2 separate regions of the Homo sapiens genome follow, and region 1 is linked to region 2. Evidence: read pairs that join two places in POLR2A ChIA-PET (ENCODE). Cell type or tissue: MCF 10A. All regions are shown on one strand. Links, peaks and the distances in the headings refer to the core of each region. The heading gives the core; the rest is flanking DNA. Region 1 has its middle 6.3 kb from the start of LINC00412. Region 2 has its middle 110 kb from the start of USP12-AS1.

Region 1 (5,383 bases), core at 107-5,106, 220 kb before region 2:
GCCCAACTAACGCCTATAGAACATTTTAACAATAGCAGACTAGACATCTTCTTAAGTGCATATGGTACATTCTCCAGGATAGACCATATACTTGGCCATAAAACAAGTCTCAAAAAATTTAAAAGACTTAAAACCATACAAAGTATTTTATCAGGCCACAAACAAACATAAGAAATATTTTGGAAAATACAAATATATGAGAATTAAATGATGCACTGTGTTACCAATTGATTAAAAAAGAAGAAATAATAGAAATTAGAAAATTATTTGAGATGAATGAAAATTAAATACAAGAGCCTGGTATGGTGACTCATACCTGTAATCCCAGCACTTTGGGAAGCTGAGACAGTAGGACCACTTGAGCCCAAGAGTTCAAGGCCAACCTAGAAACATAGACCCCATCTAAAAAAAAATTAGTCTAGCATGGTAGCACATGCCCATTGTCCTAGCTACTTGGGAGGCTGAGGTGGGCAGTTCACTTGAGCCTGAAAGGGCAAGATTGCAGTGAGCCATGGTCATGCCACTGCACTCCAGCCTGGGCAACAGAGTGATAACTGTCTCAAGAAAGAAAAGGGAAAAAAAGGTATCGAAATTTCTGGGATACAGTGGAAGCAATGTACAGGGAATAGCTGTAAGCTCCTATATTAGAAAAGAAGATCTCAAATCAATAATTTGACTTTGTACTTTTGGAAAGTAGAAAAAGAAGAACAAACCCAAAGCAATCATAAAGAAGGAAATAATGAATAGAAAGGAAATAAATAAAATAGAAATCAATAAAACCAAAAGTTAGTTTTTTGAAAAGATCAAGAAATTGACAGACATTAATGACACTGACCAAGAAAAAAGTGAAGACTTAAATTATTAAAATGAGGAATGAAAGCATGAACATCACTACCAATTTTACAGAAGTTACAAATATTGTAAAAGAATACTATGAATAACTGCATGCCAACAAATTAGTCATGTGAAATGAGCAAATTCCAAGAAAGATAAAATGAAACTGACACAAGAAGAAATAGAGGGTGAACACGGTGGCTTACATCTGTAATCTCAGCATTTTGGGAGGCTGAGGCAAGCAGATCACTTGAGCTCAGGAGTTCAAGAGCAGCCTGGGCAACACGGTGAAAACCTGTCTCTACAGAAAAAAGTACAAAAATTAGCCAGGTGTGGTGGCTAGCTAGTTGTCCCAGCTACTTGGAAGGCTGAGGTGGGAGGACTGCTTGAGCCCAGGAGGTCAAGGCTGCAGTGATCACACCACTGCATTCCAGTCTGAGAAATAGAGTGAGACCCTGTCTGAAAAGAAGAAATAGAAATCTAAGTAAATTTAAAGCAAGAGATTGAATCAACAATTTAAAATCTTCCCCAAAAGCAAAACCTAGGCCCAGAAAATTTCACTGGAGGATTCTACCCAACATTTAACAAAAATTGCTTACAAATCTTTCACAAACTCTTCCAGAATATAGAGGAAAGAAAGCTTCCCACTTGATTCTATGAGGCAGTATTACCTGATGCCAAAACTGGACAAAGACATTACAAAAAAACTACATACCAATATTCCCCATATGTTAAGATGCCAAGAAACCCTTAAGAAAATACTAGCAAACCAAATCCAGCAACGTATAAATACGATTATACAGTTTGACTAAATAAGACTTATCTTGAGAATGCAAGGCTGGTTTAATATCTGAAAATCAGTTACTATAATACATTTTATTAATGAAAGACAAACACATCCTCATTAGACATGCTCATTTTCAAAAAAGCATTTCAAAAATTCAATGCCTATTGATTTTTTAAAAACCTCAACAAACTAGGAATAGAAAAGAATTTCTTCAACATGATAAAGAGCATCTAGAAAAATTTTATAGCTAACATCCTACTTAATAGTGAAAGACTAAATGATTGTCTCTTAAAATCAGAAATAAGATGCTTACTCTTACCGCATCTATTCGACATTATCCTGGAGGTTCTATCCAGGTTGTTGAGGCAAGAAAACATAAAGGCATCTAGAAAAGTAGGAAGTAAAACCGAAATCCACCTTTGCAAAAATTGTAACTGAGAAAATTATTACAGTGAAAGAGATCTGACTTAACCGACTCCATCTTGCTTCTAACCTGCAAGAGCTGTCCTTGCTCATTCCTGTAGGCTGAACTAACTTTAGAAGGAACTTAGTTTATAGTTTAACTTTGAAATAAAGACAATAACAGCCCCTTCCCAAAACAAACCCCCTTCTTGCCTGGAGAGTAGACTGCCTTTGCAGGACTAACAAATTAGCCACAAGATTAGAAATTATGATTTAGGAGTCACTGTTGTAAAACCTGAGATCAGTGCTTGAGGTATTTTGCAGACCCTGCATTCCAGTGCATCACCCAGATTGGTAAATTAGTTTGCCTGGTCTTGTCCCCACCCAGGAACTGATTCAGCACAAGAAGACAGCTTTGACTCCCTGTGATTTCATCTTCGACCCAATCAGCACTTCCTACTTTCTGACCCCCTACCCACCAAATTATCCTTAAAAACCCCAATCTCCAAATTTTGGGGGAGATTGATTTGAGTAATAACTCATACCCACAAGGTATGGCTGGCCTTGTGTCAGTTAAACTCTTTCTTTACTGCACTGCTGTGGTCTTTATTGTGCAGCAGGCAGGAATAACCCATTGGGTGGAGGCAGTTACAAAATTCTTCATTTCCAGATGACGTGACTTTGTATGTAGAAAATTATGCACAGTTCGGCTGGGTGCAGTGGCTCACGCCTGTAATCCCAGCACTTTGGGAGGCTGAGGCGGGTGGATCACGAGGTCAGGAGATCAAGACAATCCTGGCTAACACCGTGAAACCCTGTCTCTACTAAAAATACAAAAAAAAGAAAAAAATTAGCCAGTCGTGGTGATGGGCGCCTGTAGTCCCAGCTACTCAGGAGGCTGAGGCAGGAGAATGGCATGAATCCAGGAGGCAGAGCTTGCAGTGAGCGGAGATTGTGCCACTGCACTCCAGCCTGGGCAACAGAGTGAGACTCCATCTCAGCAAAAAAGAAAAAGAAAAAAAAATTATGCACAGTTTACTATAAAACTACAAGAACTAATAAGTTCGTCCAAGTCACAGGATACAAAATCAATATACGAAAGTCAAATGTATTTCTGTATACCAGCATTTAATACTTTGAAACTTGGTCGGGCACAATTGCTCACACCTGTAATCTCAGCACTTTGGGAGGCCAAAGCAGGCAGATCATGAGGTCAGGAAGTCAGGTCCAGCCTGGCCAACTTGGTGAAACCCAATCTCTACTAAAAATACAAAAAAAAAATTAGCCAGGCGTGGTGGCATGCGCCTGTAATCCCAGCCGCTCAGAAGGCTGAGGCAGGAGAACTGCTTGAATCCGGGAGGTGGAGGTTGCAGTGAACCGAGATCACACTACTGCACTCCATCCTGGGCGGCAGAGCAAGTTTCCATCTAAAACAAAAAAAACAAAAACAAAAAAAACCCTAACAATAAGAAAAACATTCCATTCACAGTAGCATCAAAAAAGTATGCAATACTTAGGAACAAATTTAGCAAAAGCGCAATGCTTCTACTCTTAAGAAACATTGCTGAAAGAAATTAAAGAAGACCTAAATAAATGAAAGAACATAGTATATTTGTAGAGTGAAAGACTTAATATTGGTAAGATGGCAAAAATCCCCCAAATTGGTTTGCGTATTTAATGCAAATCCTATCAAAATCTCTGCTGACTTTTTTGGGGACTTTTTTTTTTTTTTTTTGAGACAGCACCTGGCTTTGTTACCCAGGCTGGAGTGCAGTGCCCCAGTCTTGGCTCACTGCAATCTCTGCCTCCAAGGCTTAAGTGATCCTCCTGCCTCAGTCCCCACAAGTAGCTGGGGCTATAGGCATGCGCCACCACACCTGGCTCATTTTTGTATTTTTTGTAGAGATGGGGTTTTGCCATGTTGGACAGGGTGGTGTCAAACTCCCAAGCTCAAGCGATCCACCTGCCTCAGCCTCCCAAAGTGCTGGGACTACAGAGCCACCACACCTGGCTGGGCATAAATTGATAAACTAAAATTCTTAGGAAATGAAAAGATCCCAGAATAGCCCAAAATAATCTTGAAAAATTGACTATAGTTTGAGAACTTAGACACACCCTCACTTCAAAATGTAATGCAAACCTATGGTAATCAATACAGTGTAGTATTGGCATAAGGATAAACTATAGACCAGTGAAATAAAATTGAGAACCCAGAAATAAACCCTTTCATTACAGTCGATTGATTTTTGACAAAGATGTCAAAATTCAATCGGAGAGAGTCTTTTCAAAAATGGTGCTGGGACAGTTAGACATCCATATGCAAAAAAAAAAAAAAACGTGAAATTGGCCTTCAGCCTCATACCATACACAAAAATCAACTCAAAATGCATCGCACACCTAAATTTAAGAGATACAACTGTAAACATTAGAATAAGACATGGCGTGTAAATCTGTGGTCTTAAGTTAGGCAATGATTTCTTATAAATGATAACAAAAGCACATTGGTAAAAAAAAATAATAAATTGGACTTTTGAATTTCAAAAACCACAAGAAAGTGAAAGATAACCCACAGAATGAGAGAAATATTTATAAATCATATATCCACTAAGAGACTTATATCCAGAATATATAAAGAACTCTTAACAACTTAATTGTTTTAATGGGCAGAGGACTTGAATAGATATTTCTAAAAAGAAGATACGTAAATCGCCAATAAGCACATGAAAAGATGACTAATGTTCTTAGTTGCCAAGGATATACAAATCAAAACCACAATGAGATACCACTTTATACTCACTGTAGTGGCTGTAATAAAAAAGATATAATAACAAGTGTCAGCAAGGATGTGGAGAAACTAGAACCCTCATGTTGCTGGTAAGAATGTAAAATGGTGCAGCCAGTTTGGAAAATAGTTTGAGAGTTTCTCAGAAGGTTAAACATAAGAGTTACCGTGTGACCCAGCTGTTCTACTCATAGGTATCCATCAAATATAAATGAAAACATTTTCACACAAAGATTTTTATGTGAATATGCAGAGCAGCAATATTCACAAAAGTAAAAAAGTGGAAACAACTCACATGTCCATCAGTTGGTGAATGGATAAACAAAATGTGATATATCTATACAATAGAATACTATTTGACAGTAAAAAGAAGTGAAATACTGAGACTTACTGCATGAATGAACCTCAAAAACATTATGCTTGGTGAAAGAAGCCAGACACAAAACAAAATGTACTGTATAATTCTATTTATATGACATATCTAGAATAGGTAACCATATAAGGACAGGAAGTATGGTTGCCTAAATGTGAGGTGAGGGGGGAGTAAGGACTGACAGCTACTGGGCACAAAGTTTATT
Region 2 (5,383 bases), core at 154-5,153:
TTGGGGAGCAGAGTGGCGGAGGTGAGGAAGGGCCCACCTTGTTTCCACCTCCTCAAGTCCCCTCTCTGTGGAGCCTCGCTGGGGGGCCTGGGGTAGGAAGGAGACTCCCACACACAGTTCGGGCCTAGCCCACTTTGCTGAGGTCCTGGAATCCGTCCCTCATCTGCCCAATCCCCTCACTTGTGTTTCCCAGGCTTTCCCGGCCAGGGCGCAGGGCCCGTGGGGGAGGCTCCCAGTGCTGGGAGGGGAGCGGGCCAGCATGCAGAGCGCACTCGGTGCGCGTGGGTTCTCCCTCTCTGCCCTCTCCCGATGTCTCCGACTCTCTCCCTAGGGCAGTGCTACTCTCCCTCTTGCTCTGTCTTCCTCTCTGTTGCCCTCCTTGCTGCTGTGACCATCATGGGACTCTGGAGACCAATCCATCCACACTGACTTTTTTCTCTATCCTCAAATGGGCAGTGTGTAGAACTGCCCTAATTCAAATGGCCGTTTGGAAGTGCTTTCTTATGAGAGGGGCTGGTTATGGGAAGTGAGTCAGCGAGGAAGGCTCCTCATGGAAGAAGAGGTCGGCAGCCTTGCACTCTGGCCTGGTGCACTCTGAGGGCAGCAGGTGCTGTCCTTGGCGCAAGAAAGCTGTGAGAGAAAAGCTGGGAGCGTGGCCGCCATCTGTGCGCCCGCGGTGTGGTGGTGGATGATGGAGCTCTCAGCCTCTATGTGTGGCTACCGCACAAACCAGCCAGCATTTCCCAAATGCTGTATTCCATCCTGGGCGGGTGGTTTTTATCTGGAGCCACTGCGATTTTGTCTTGACATCCTAGCATTGTTGAGGTGGTAACTATTAGGGCTGCAATTGAATATGACTTTAGAAGAATCTTTAGTTTCATGGAAAAGAATGGAATCCAGATACCAGTAATGCAGTCTTCAATATTTTTATCGTGTTCTTTTTATATTAAGGAGCATTTTTCAAGCTCCTGTCAACTCCCTGGCATTAGGCTCTGATGTGCTAAGACACGCGCACAATGCACACCTCAAACATTTACCAGCTACCTCGGTTCACCTCGTGCATTATCCCGGAAGGCTATGTTTTGCTATGCTTTTGCAAATATGAGCTTTTCTATATTAAAAACCCAGTCATTCAATATCCCAAACACATCTAATCCTCCTAGTTCAAAATGCCAAACAATGAGTTTAATGAAGAAAGCATTATCTCTATGTGAAGACCTTAAATGGAAGCTGCCAAATCCTACAGAACCGACTCCTCTCAGTACTGGGAATGACTGGTTTAGTGGTTCTAAGCATTGCTGCAATTTCCAAAGCCATAAGTGTAGATGAGAAAGTCCAAATGAATTTCTAGAAGTGATGCAGAAGTTAATTAAGATGTCTATATATTTGATCACATTTTCAACTTTTCCTTTTCCTTTTGTTTTTTTTTTTTTTCTTTGAGACAGAGTTTCACTCTTGTCCAGGCTGGAGTGCAGTGGCACAATCTCAGCTCACTGCAACCTCCGCCTCCCTGGTTCAAGCGATTCTCCTGCCTCAGCCTCCTGAGCAGCTGGGATTACAGGCGCCTGCCACAACACCTGGCTAATTTTTGTATTTTTAGTAGAGATGGGGTTTCACCATGTTGGCCCAGCTGGTCTTGAACTCCTGACCTCAAGTGATCTGCCCGCCTCGGCCTCCCAAAGTGCTGAGATTACAGGTGTGAGCCACCACACCCGGCCGTTTTAAACTTTTTAATAAACACATGTCTCAAAGGACCTACATCTCAAAGGCAGGAAAGCATGCTCTAGGATTTAAGGGTGTAAAAGATTGATCCCCTGTGATGTTCGGCACCAACGCAAACCAACAGCAATAAGCCCCATCCATCCATGCAGGTATTACAACTTTCTGTATGAGTTCAGATCATGCTCCTCCCACCGTTTACAATGGGACACCATCCCCAGTGCTTCCCAGCCCACCTCTACAAGCAAACTGCAGCCTTTTTCAAGGTACAGTGCCATATGCATTGTAGTATTTTTGTATTTCTTAACCATGTAACATGTGCAAAACTGTGCTACTGTCTTCATTCATTTTTAATATGTTGCTGGTGATGGTTAGAGTTTTTCCCCCAACCCCATTTACTCCCAGAAGCCCCATGCTGCTTACCGAGTGATTTTGTGGTGTGTGGAATTTTTAGGAACACGTACGTCACATTTGTATTTGGAAATGGTTTGTCAGCTGCATTACTTAATTAGGCTTAGTAATCTTGCCACATGGCCCTGAGTGACTCATGAGGTGTGGGGAAGGGATGGGAACAGGGGAGTTTGAGCCTGTTTCAAGATTTTGAGGAGCCTTTCACCTATTTATTTACCATTTTTGCCCTCTATCTTTTTATTGTATAAATTTAAGTTGTACGATATGATGTTTAAAATGCACATTGAAGTGATTACAGTCAAGCAATTAACATATCTATCACATAGTTACCTTTTTTTGTTGGTAGTAAGAGTACCTAAAATCTTCTCTCTGCAAATTTTCAGTCTACAATGCAAATTAACCATAGTCCTCACGCTGTGCTTTAGACCTCTAGACTGACTCATCCTACATAGCTATAACTTAGGATTCTTTGACCTGCTTCTTGCCGATTCCCCCATTCCTGGTAACCGCCATTCTACTCTCTGCTTCTATATATTTGATTTTTTTTTAAAAAAAAGGTTTCCACATATAAGTGAGATTATGCAGTATTTGTCTTTCCATGTCTGGCTTATTTCACTTAGCATAGTGTCCTTTGGGTTCATCTTTTTTGTCACAAATGATAGGATTCCATTCTTTTTCATGGCTGAGTAGTATTCTATTATATGTATATAAAAATTCCTTTACCTACTCATTCATGAACATAGGCCGATTCCATATCTTGGCTATTGTGAATATGGTTGCAATGAACATGGGAGTTCATCACCACTGTTTCGGGTAATGTTTTTTTCTCTTTTGACTAACAGGGAGTAGACTCACAATACATGTGTATTGAGTGAACACATGTTTGGTGTGTGCATTAAAAAAATTCAGTCAAAGCATTGTATAGTCATACATCAATTGCAGTAGGAAAGCCAGCAGCTAGTACCTTCTCAGCTAAGAGAAGACAGAAAGCAAAATTTCCTCTAGTGTGTTTCCACCTCCATTCACTTCACTCTCCTTCAGCCTTAAAGTCTGAGTGAGGCTGGTACCTCATGGCTGGAAATGCTGCATTTCCCCCAGATGGGGCAGTGATTACTCCTGTCCTCCTCTCCACCGGGGAAACTGGCTCAGCTGTACCTTGTCACTCATCAGCCACCTTCCTCCCAGGCACAAGTGCAGGTGGTTGTTCTCTGGGTTCCTGGGTCCTTTAACTACAGAGAGACCAATGTGGGTTTGCTGCGTGGTGCATTCATTTCTGCTTGCTGCTTGTCAAGCTGGTGGACCCCAGTACACAGCATGACTAGAGAGACACAGAAGCCCTGAGGGGTAACAGCCTAGCCCCTGAGCATGCCTAGTTCAGCTCACAGCCCAGTGCACCTGACAGCAGAGTGGGGCCGGTTGAAAGGTCAATGCGTTGAACGGTCAATGCAGGTATGTAGATTGCCTTGTTTGGGGTAAAATATACATTATTTGGCACTGGAATCAGCCAGGCCAAGAGTCTGAATTGTGATCAAGGTCCTTAATCTCTCCCAGTTTCTCCTTCTGTAAACTAGAGATAAATGTACCTACCTCATCAAATTGTTAGGAGGATTGTGTGATAAGGCAAACTTTCCTATCACTTCCCCTCCAACATTTCATATGATAAAATAATTATCTCCTATCTACCCTTTGAAACAAACAAGCTGACTTGTCTGCCTATCAGACATGTCTTTATCATAAGCCATTGATGAATAAAACTGAACTTTTCCACCTTGTATTTCACACAGGAAAGCCTTTGGGTAATTCTTTACACAGTAACGGTAACTGGAAAATCTGATATATTAATATGCTCTCTGTCTCTCTCTTCGTTTTCAAATGTAACTTGCTACTTGCACACCCTTATTCTTTCATATAAATTTCAGAGTGAGTATGTAGAATTCCTCTCCCACCTCCAAATCCAGCTACAAACATAACTGCACAGATAAAAAGATTTATTTCAAGTGACTTTGAGCAAAACAAAACAAAACAAAAACCGCGACTGTGGGATATATCCTAAGATCAAAAATAACAGCAAAGAAATTTTTAATCTTGTTCAGTTTTTTTTTTTTTTTTTTTTTGAGATGGAGTCTTGCTCTGTCGCCCAGGCTGGGGTGCAGTGGCGTGATCTCGGCTTACTGCAAGCTCTGCCTCCCGTGTTCATGCCATTCTCCTGCCTCAGCCTCCCGAGTAGCTGGGACTACAGGCGTCTGCCACCACGCCTGGATAATTTTTTGTATTTTTAGTAGAGATGGTGTTTCACCATGTTAGCCGGGATGGTCTCGATCTCCTGACCTCATGATCCACCCGCCTCAGCCTCCCAAAGTGCTAGGATTACCATTACAGGTGTGAGCCACCGCGCCTGGCCTGTTCAGTTTTATTAATTGTAGTAATATTATAGTAATTTTGAGATGAACGTATATTGTAAGATAAAATAAATAGGTAAATTTGTTGATATAATATGAACCAGGGTTTTCAAGGTAAGAAAAGCGAGATATAAATATAACATTAAAGAAGAAAACAAACCTCTCATGTTGAGTTGATAATACTGATGTCAAGCATGATTTAAAAAAAAAAACAAACGTATTTCCAGCTGGTCGCAGTGGCTCATACCTATAATCCCAGCACTTTGGGAGACCAAGGCTGGTGGATCACTTGAGTTCAGGAGTTCAAGACCAGCCTGGACAACACAGTGAGATCCTGGCTCTACAAAAAATTAAAAAATTAGCCAGGTGTAGTGGCCTATAGTCCCAGCTACTTGGGAGACTGAGGCATGAGAATCACTCAACCCAGGAGGTGGAGGTTGAAGTGAGCCGAGATCACACCACTGCACTTCAGCCTGGGCAACAGAGTGAGACTCTATCTCAAAAATAAATAAAAATAGAAAACTTGTATTTCCTAGCTCCATCCACTGAAAGAGCTAGACATAGTGACATGACTGTGGTAAGGAGCATGCTTAGAATCTGGGCCTTGGTTTCTTGTTTTAGGTTGAAACATTACTACAAAGATTACTATTTTTGTATGTCAAAGATGGCTGAATGTCAGCGATTTTGTATAGTAAGTGTAATATTGTTCCTCACCTAGGAACCAGGGCTTTTGGAGAAATGACTGTCTCCAGATCTAGCCAGAGAAAGTATAAAATGATTCTGGTTTCATGGGCCAAAAAGCAAGGAAGCTATCAGAGATCAATGGGCTGCATGAAAAAGACAGAGCCAGCCAG

Evidence for each region. Peaks named below come from ENCODE experiments on the same cell type or tissue, not always from the same donor. Only the 100,000 strongest peaks of a DNase experiment are listed, where the experiment ranks them.
Region 1: POLR2A ChIA-PET joins it to region 2 with 6 read pairs; 5 of 35 experiments call an interaction of 5 or more read pairs at or near these places.

The regions. Positions count from the first base shown.
Region 1 is chr13:27,228,252-27,233,634 of GRCh38, reverse strand. No RefSeq gene overlaps it. Among named protein-coding and RNA genes, the nearest start is that of LINC00412, 6.3 kb to the left of the region's middle. In MCF 10A, for the core only: no CTCF peak of the experiment used is centred there; no DNase peak of the experiment used is centred there.
Region 2 is chr13:27,009,851-27,015,233 of GRCh38, reverse strand. No RefSeq gene overlaps it. Among named protein-coding and RNA genes, the nearest start is that of USP12-AS1, 110 kb to the left of the region's middle. In MCF 10A, for the core only: no CTCF peak of the experiment used is centred there; a DNase peak (open chromatin) is centred at 2,243.